Linked DNA regions of Homo sapiens: region 1 is linked to region 2. Evidence: read pairs that join two places in POLR2A ChIA-PET (ENCODE). Cell type or tissue: PC-9. All regions are shown on one strand. Each heading gives the region's core, and the rest is flanking DNA. Links, peaks and the distances in the headings are about the cores only.

What was found. Peaks named below come from ENCODE experiments on the same cell type or tissue, not always from the same donor. Only the 100,000 strongest peaks of a DNase experiment are listed, where the experiment ranks them.
Region 1: POLR2A ChIA-PET joins it to region 2 with 9 read pairs; 4 of 35 experiments call an interaction of 5 or more read pairs at or near these places.

Annotation. Positions count from the first base shown.
Region 1 is chr7:134,724,980-134,729,377 of GRCh38, reverse strand. The region is part of intron 1 of LOC124901750 (a long non-coding RNA gene); the gene reads left to right. It also overlaps a transcript of CALD1 not described here. Among named protein-coding and RNA genes, the nearest start is that of CALD1, 52 kb to the left of the region's middle. In PC-9, for the core only: no CTCF peak of the experiment used is centred there; no DNase peak of the experiment used is centred there.
Region 2 is chr7:134,898,103-134,902,500 of GRCh38, reverse strand. All of the region lies in intron 3 of CALD1 (caldesmon 1), which reads right to left. Among named protein-coding and RNA genes, the nearest start is that of AGBL3, 86 kb to the left of the region's middle. In PC-9, for the core only: no CTCF peak of the experiment used is centred there; a DNase peak (open chromatin) is centred at 2,560.

The sequences.
Region 1 (4,398 bases), core at 287-4,286, 170 kb after region 2:
AGTCCCAGCTCCACCATTTACTAGCTGGGTGACCATGGGTGAGTCATTTGACTTCTCTGTCCCTTACTTTCCTCATCTGTAGAAATGGAGTAATAATACTACTCTATGATAGGGCTTGTATGAAGAAGAATGTGCTAAGTTGTGCAGGAAGCACTCTGTAGTGCCAGTAAGTAGTAGTTATTACCTAAAATCTCACTCCTTGAAGGTGTTAAAAATGATGTCTTTTGGCCAGGCGTGGCAGCTCATGCCTATAATCCCAGCACTTTGGGAGGCTGAGGTGGGCAGGTCACTTGAGGCCAGGAGTTCAGGATCAGCCTGGCCAACATGGTGAAACCCAGTCTCTACTAAAAATACAAATATTAGCCAGCCATGGTGGCAGGTGCCTGTAGTCCCAGCTACTCAGGAGGCTGAGGCACCAGAATTGCTTGAACCAGGGAGGAGGAAGTTGCAGTGAGCCGAGATTGTGCCACTGAACTCCAGCCTGGGCACAGAGCAAGACTCTGGGTCAAAAAAAAAAAAAAAAAAAAAAAAAGAAAAGGTATATTTTATCAGTTGTTCCTCCTGTGATTTTTGTATTTTAATCAGAGCTTCATGGAAGGGCCAAAGGAATTAACCTCAAGGGATAGAACGATAGGGACAGGAAGAGTCTAGAGATCTTTCCATCCCAAATGCAGCTGTTGGAAACACTGGTCTTTCCAGTCAGATACTCTCTGGTCTAATGCTTCCTTTGAATTAAGAAGAATGGGGGTGACTGCTTAAGAATCATCACAGATCTGTTCAATCAGGTTTAGCCTAAAGCTGCCTCCTTACATATTTTAAGTTCGGCCTAAATGTTCCTCTGTATATCGTCAACTATAACAAGTGGAGGTGTAAACAGACTGTAGCCTACACTTGTTCAAATCACTGAGTTTCGGCCAGTTAAATGTAGCCACTGTCCAAACTATGTTCAGATAAGGCAAACGCTGAGCTGTAACCAAGCAGGTTGTTTCTGTGCCTGACTTCTGTTTTCTGTACCTCACTTTCCTTTTTCTGTCCATAAATCTTCTACCACGTGGCTGTGCTGGAGTCTCTAAGCATACTCTGGCTCAGGGGGCTGACCGATTCGTGAATCGTTCATTGTTCAATTGAACTCTTTTAAATTTAATTCAGCTGAAGTTTGTCTTTGATCAGATCAAGACTTAATCCAGGAAGCAGGTTGGTCAGGCCAAATAGGCTCAACGTCATTCTCTACATTGAGTATTATAGCACAAAGAACTCATCACCATTCTCTTTTTAGATTTTACTTTTCTCCATGCTGAATACAAAGAAAATCAGTTGGCATTTAATAGGACGTCCATAAAGTAACTAATGTTAGCAAAGAAAAATCACCAAAAATAGGAAGTTCATAACACAGACTTGGATCGTTTACTTCTTCAGGATCACTCATAAACCTCAAATATGTCTGACTAAAATCTACTCATTAGCAAAGTTAAAGAAAACTTATGGAAGACCACTCATTTGGGCCGAGCTTCTTCTGCACTAGGTCCCAACAGACCAACCCAAAATAGAATCATTCATGCTAATGCTCCTCATCACCAAACTGAGAACTAAGCTTTTCACTTGTACTATGTGAGAAGTCAGGAGAGAGATGATAGCCAAACCCCCAGACAGGCCAGTTTTCCCAAAAAACCCAATGAGATTCACAGCAACCAGCCAACCTGAGCCGGCATGTGAAGGAAGTCCGCTCTGCTTTAATCCGTGCAAGGAAAGTAACCTGATGTTAACCAGGTTTTTGCCCCATGCTGTTTCCTTGTTCCTCCTGTTCAAGCTACTTTTTAAAAATGGACTTTGCTTGTTCTTCCTGCTCAAGCTACTTTATAAAAATGGACTGTTCCCGCCATGCCTGGCAGAGCTCCTGTCTATTTTGTGGACTAGATGATGTTCAGTTTATGAACTAAGAAAAGCTGGTTTGATAGTTTGATCTTTAAAACTCCATTTGTTAAAATTTTGTTCTTTGACAGGAGTAAGAAGCAAAGACGGGTGTGGGCATGTGACTAGAGGGTCCTGAGGAGCAGAAGATGAGTTGCATGTGCTACGATCGCCTGTTTGACTTGCAAAGCACATGGCTCTCACTAACATCAGTAGAATCTGAATCCATGGAACAGATCTTTGTCAATTACTATTGTTATTAGTTTTCCTTTTTATCTGATAGTTCAGATTCTGTACCCTCTTCAGGTTTCCAGAAGATTTCTTTTCCTGTAAATCTTGATGAGAGGCAAAACTTGCTTCCCACTGTAGAAGTGGAAGGCTCATTTCCCAGTCTCCCTTGCAGTTGGGGTTCAGAATATGACTGAGCTCTTCCTGGCAGATGCACCCTTCTAGTAGTGCAAAGAAGCTGTGAGGAGGAGGAACATTTCTGGAGGTTGGCGGCAGTACTGCCAACAATGTGGACTTTCTAGTGACAACAGTGGCTGAGGAGCACCAGATGTGGAGTGATGGTGACTTCAGGGGTGAGCTGTGACGTCCAGCATTATCCTCACTAGATGGGCTCTGGAGCAAGATTTTAGCTGTGGTCCTGGCTGCTGCCAGGCCTCATTTGTCCCTGTTCAATTTCTAAGCCTGGTTTTGAAGTCTGTGAAATACACAATACCCTTTTATTAAATGCTTTTTCTGCTGAAATCAACCACATCTGTTTGAGTTGTTTGCAATTATAAAGCCCTGACTAATACAACTGGTGATACAAATTTTTTTTTTATGGTGATGGCTAGAACTGCCAGCTGTCTGCCAATGTTCTCCTTTTTGTCCTTTTGTAACATAATTCTGTATTTCAGCTGTATCCCTGGCAGCATCCGTGTCCTGATCTTTATATATATATATAATATATTGTATATTATATATCTAAAGCTATATAATATATATTATATATCTAAAGCTATATAATATATATTATATATATAAAGCTATATAATATATATTATATATATAAAGCTATATAATATAATATATAAAAAGATATATATTATATTAAGTTATATACATATAATATATAAAGATCAATTAAGATTATATATGCTAATATATTAATATATTCTTATATATTTATATATGCTTATATAGTTATATATGCTAATTGTATTATCTGAGTCTTTTCTGAATCAGTTTCAGCTGATTTTTCTTCTCCTTATGTGTTGTATTTCTCAGCTTTTTTTGCATGCCTGGTAATTTTTGGTGGGATGTTAGCCATTGTGGATTTTATCTTGTTAGGTGCTGAATAATGGTGTATTCCTATAAGTATTCTTGGGTTTTGTTATAAGATTCAGTTAAGTTACTTGGTGTATTAGTCTTCTAATGCTGCTGTAACAAATTACCCAAATTTAGTAGCTTAAAACAATAGAAATTTATTATTTCACAGTACTAGAGACCAGAAGTCTGAAAGCAAAGTGTCATCAGGGGACCCCATAGAGGTTTTAGAAGAGAATTCATTCCTGACCTCTTCTAGCTTCTGGTAGTGCCTTGGCCACGTCACTCCAATGTGCCTCTGTCTTTGTAGCACCTTCTCCTCTGCGTACATCTAATCTCCTCCTGCCTCACTCTTATGATGACACTTGTGGTGGCATCAAGGGCCCAGCCAGATAATCCAGGATGTTATTCTCATGTCAAGATCCTTAAGGTAATCACATCAGTAAAGACTCTTTTTTCAAATAAGGTGACATTTATAGGTTCCAGGGATTAAAATCCAATGTCTTTGGGCCACCATTCAGCCCATTGCCCTTGGAAATAAATTGATCCTTTCAGGTCTTGTTTTCAGCTTTGTTAGGTGGGACAAGAGCACTGAAGAGTGATATTTGTCAAGCACCAACTGTTAGAATTGGGGGTACCACAGAATCTAAGGGTGATATTAATGCTATACATGCTCAGGAAATTGAGGAATTGCAAATCCTGCCCTAAATCACCCACTTTTGAAAAGCCCTTTGAGAGAGAGATGCATACAAATTATAAAACAGACAAAGTGACACTTCGTTTTCAGGATGGTTTGGATCCCACATGGAATGTAGAATCCAGGGAGATAGGTTGAACCCATGGACACCTCCTTTTGTTCCATGGATGACAGGCCTGAGGAGAGATATCACTGTCAATTTCTGCACTAAGATCCAGAAATATTGAATTAAGGAAAGGCTTACTTTGAGGCCTTGAATAGAGCTAGTCTGGGCTGTCCACATAGGTACTCAGGCCAGGGCTGTGGCCCTGGAGAATGGTGTTTGAGGAGTGAAAGAGATTACAGTTCTTTCTGGCTGTCAGGAGCAATCCCTAGGCCACCTCATGTCATCATTCTCAGAAATTAAATAGAAAAGGGAGGCCACAAGAAGAGGGGGTTGACTGCACCCACCTCTTGGCTCCTAGACACAGGGAATTAGCTGA
Region 2 (4,398 bases), core at 183-4,182:
AGGGGGTGGTTTACATGATCTCCCTCCCAGCCCCAAAACCTTCAGATTCAGGAAAAACAGACTCATGATACTTCCCTGGATCACACTGAATGTTTCATTAATGTCAGACATTTGAACATATATACAGGAAAGGGAAAGCAAGTAGGAAAAATATTCTCCATGGTATGAACTTATGTAGACCTGGGATGGCTCTGTCTATGATGCAAGGCTGTTTCCTTTGGGGTGAATGGACATGCACACACTTCCTGGTTGCCTTTCACTCAGTGGGGTTAAAAAGAAAGTCCCTGCCTACGCTTGAGTCTAGGGAACTTTTGCTCTTTTGTGACGAGAAAATATTCACTTAGAAAGCTAACCAATATCACAATATCATTTTTCACAATAGGCCTCTCTAGGTTGCAAGAAATGTGCCCAATGTGTGGAGATTGTGCCCAATTTTAGAATGTGGAGGTAATGCCCAGGCTCGTTGCATTTAATCTAGAAGTATGTATACTCAGATGATGGGTCAAATTGTATACTCCACCTCCAAATATATGTTAAAGTCTTAACCCCCAGTACCTCAGGATGTGACCTGATTTGGAAACAGAATATTTGCAGATGTAATCAAGATGAGGTCATTAGGATGAGCCCTAATCCAGTGTGGCTGGTGCCCTTTGGACACAAACACAGACACACACAGAGGGAAGCCTCTGTGAAGAGACATAGGGAGAATGCCGTATGAAATTATGGAAGCACTGGAGTTACGATGGCCTAAGCCAAGGAATATCTGGGGCTACCAGAAGCTACAGGAGGCAAGGAAGGATCCTCCCCTACAGGTTTCAGAGGGAGCATGGCCCTGCTGACACCCTGATTCTAGACTTCTAGCCTCCACAACTGTGAGACAATAAGTGTCTGTTGTTCTAAGACACCCGGCTCATAGTACTTTGTACTTTACAAGCAAAGCAGCCCTCAGAAGCTAATACAACTCATCACAGTCACTCATGCTTTTGTGATTACCCAGAAGCTCCCCCAGATTCATCTCCTACATACCCAGTTCATGGCAATAATTATTGTGAAACACCTACGTTCCCCCATTCCCACCCCTTGAGCACTGAGTAAGCACCAGGCACTGTGCTAGCCACTTTACATGTATATTCCTCTTTTTGTAGATCAATCAGCTGAGAAACTCAGAGAGATTCAGTAATTCGCTCAAGGGCACATAGTTGATAAAATGATGAGACTAGGATTTGGATTCAAGTTTATCTGGATTTTGACGTCAATAGTCTTAATTTATGCTCTCCTCACTTGTCCAGAATACTTCAAGATTGATGGCATCTGCTGGCAAAAAAAAAAAAAACCCTACTTCTCCCTACCTCCCTCTTGGCACTGAATCTGGCTTAGGCCCACCAGGAAAAGTAGTAATTCTATATTTTGCCAAAACAAAAATCAGTTTTCAGCAAGTTTCCTTTAACATCAGAGTTAGCCAACGTATAGTGGTACAAATTCTTATTTTAAATAGTAAGCCAACGAGATAACTCCATCTGAAATAAAGAGCTCTGATTTTCCTGAAAGCAGAAGGATGTTTTAATAAATGCATGCCAATCACAAGTTGAATTCCGCTGATTTCACCCTGGCGTCTATCAGTTTGTTGGCAGAAGATATCATGCCATTTCTCTTCGGGGGTCTTTGGGGAGGGGAATGTTCAGAGGGAAAGGGAAAAGATGGAAATGTCACACTGATCAGGCACCCACTGTGGTTTATATACTTTGCATAGCTAGTTCCTTTCATTTTCACCTATAAGACAGACAACAGATGTCTTTAACAGATGGAGAAACTTAGGCCAGTGAAATTAAGTGACCTGCTTGTGGTCATACACTGTGTCATGAGTGGGATCTAAATACAGATGTGGGAATCAGCATATCGGGCCCCAGTTTCTTATTTGTCAAGAATGTACCCATTTAGTGCTGCGAGGGCTAGGCCTGGGTAGCAGGAGGGGCGTTGAGACTCTTTTGTGCAACCTGCAGCGCAGCTACACCCCAGAAAGGCTGCCTGCCAGTTAGTGAAGATGAACAACCAGCTGCTCTTTAAAACCATCCCTTCTGCTTCCAGTCCAATGTACCTAACCCCTCTGGGCTTCAGCTTACTGATTCAAAAGCCGTGTGAACTCAGTCTTTTTCAATTCAATTCGCAGGCATACCATAACATTCATGAAACAGCTGCAGAAACTATCTACAAAGAAGCTATACAGCAGTCATGAAATCAGCTAAAAGCTAGGTATACAAAAACTGCTTAACTTTTATGCATTTTAGATGTTTTCTCTGGAAACTACACTAAGTGCTGATGAGCAGTGGCCTTTGGTGGACATTGCTGATTTGTGTAATGAATATTTTCACTCTTTAAAGGACAAAAGGGAATTATTTTCTTCTCTTTGGAGTGAATATAGTTTTGTTTTTATTTTATTTTATTGTTATTTTATTCTTCCCCACCGTTACTTACAAAGTGAAAGGTAGAGTGATTTGGAGAACTGACTCCTAGAAAAGGTGAATGTAGACATTCCTTTAAAACAGATCAGCAAACAGACTGGGTGTGGTGACTCATGTCTGTAATCTCTACACTTTGGGATCCCGAGGCAGGAGGATCTCTTGAGTCCAGGAGTTTGAGAGCAGCCTGGGCAGCATAGTGAGACCTCGTCTCTACAAAAAAAAATTTTTAAATTAACTAGGAGTGGTGGCAAGCATCTGTAGTCCTAGCTACTCAGGAAGCTGAGGTGGGAAGATTGCTTGAGCCCAGGAGGTTGAGGCTGCAGTGAGCTGAGATAGTGCCACTGCACTCTAGCCTGGGAGACAGAGCAAGACCCTGTCTCAAAACAAAAACAAAAACAAAAACAAAAAAGAAAGATCAATAAACAGACATGGAAAGACACAGGGAGCTAATGCAGCAGGCAGAGCTAGCCTGTAAGGCACAGCTCTAGGGTGGGTTAGGCTCCGAATAGGAATTCAGCAGGCCTTGAATGAAGCATTCTGGCTGGGCGCGGTGACTCATACCTGAAATCCCAGCACTCTGTGAGGGCCAGGCGGGCGGATCACCTGAGGTCAGGAGTTCAACACCAGCGTGGCCAACATGGTGAAACCCCGTCTCTACTAAAAATGGAAAATTAGCCAGGTGTGGTGGTGGGCGCCTGTAATCCCAGCTACTCAGGAGGCTGAGGCAGGAGAATCGCTTGAACCTGAGAGGCAGAGGTTGTAGTGAGCCGAGATCGTGCCATTGCACTCCAGCCTCAACAAGAGTGAAACTCTATCTCAAAAAAAAAAAAAAAAGAAAAAGAAAGAAGCATTTGTTCTAACCAATGTCTGTGTGAGATGTGTGAAATGAGGTCTAGGATAGTTACAAAAGGAAAAGTGAAAGATAAATGAGGAAAGTACTATATTTGATCTAAAAGTTTATTGTTTTAAACCCTTCTTGATAAAATTATCTCTTTTAGTGGTTGGTTTTATTTACTGTTAGTTGCTTTTAATAAAAAGTGGTCTTAAAACAGTAGAAATTAGTGTTTATAAATCTACTGGGTTAGAGTAGATAATATCAGGCAAAGCACGCTCCTTTACAAATAGGTTCATGACTTAAAAACCCAACAACCACCTAGTTGCTTCCTTGATTTTAAAACCAGAAAAATGGCCAGGCGCAGTGGCTCACGCCTATAATGCCGGCACTTTGGGAGGCTGAGGTTGGCGGATCACCTGAGTTCAGGAGTTCGAGACCAGCCTGGCCAACATGGCAAAACTCCATCTCTACAAAAATACAAAAATCACGCCTGCAATCCCAGCTACTCGGGAGGCTGAGGCTGGAGAAGTGCTTGAACCCAGGAGGTGGAGGTTGCAGTGAGCCGAGACCATGCCACTGCACTCCAGCCTGGGCAATAGAGTGAGGCTCCATCTCAAAAAAATAAAAATAAAAAATAAAACCAAAAAAAAAAGTATTTAAGGGAAGAGGGACCAGGATAACTTGGCTGAGTTTCTTCAATTCAAATCTACTTAAAATATCACAAAAAAAGTTACCCTGAGATTTCCATTTATGAAGTTGCATCATATTATAGCCTTGTTCAAGAATCCTTTCCCAGATCTACAAAGAACAAATGGTCCCTCCAAGTTGTTCCTCTGATATTAAATTTTAATTGTAAAAGTAAGACTGTTTAATAATAACTTGGATTTGCTCTGTACTTAATATTTTTCTGCACACTTTAATGCACATTATTATACTGGATGTTCTTGCTCACCCTGTGAATTACACAGAACAGGCATCAGCATCTCCACTTCATAGCTGTGTCGCAGCAAGTTGAAGCGACTTGCTGCAGATCACAGTACTGATTACTGAAGGAGTTAGACCAGAATCCAGACCCTCTGACTCCCATCCAAAAAAACTTTTCTT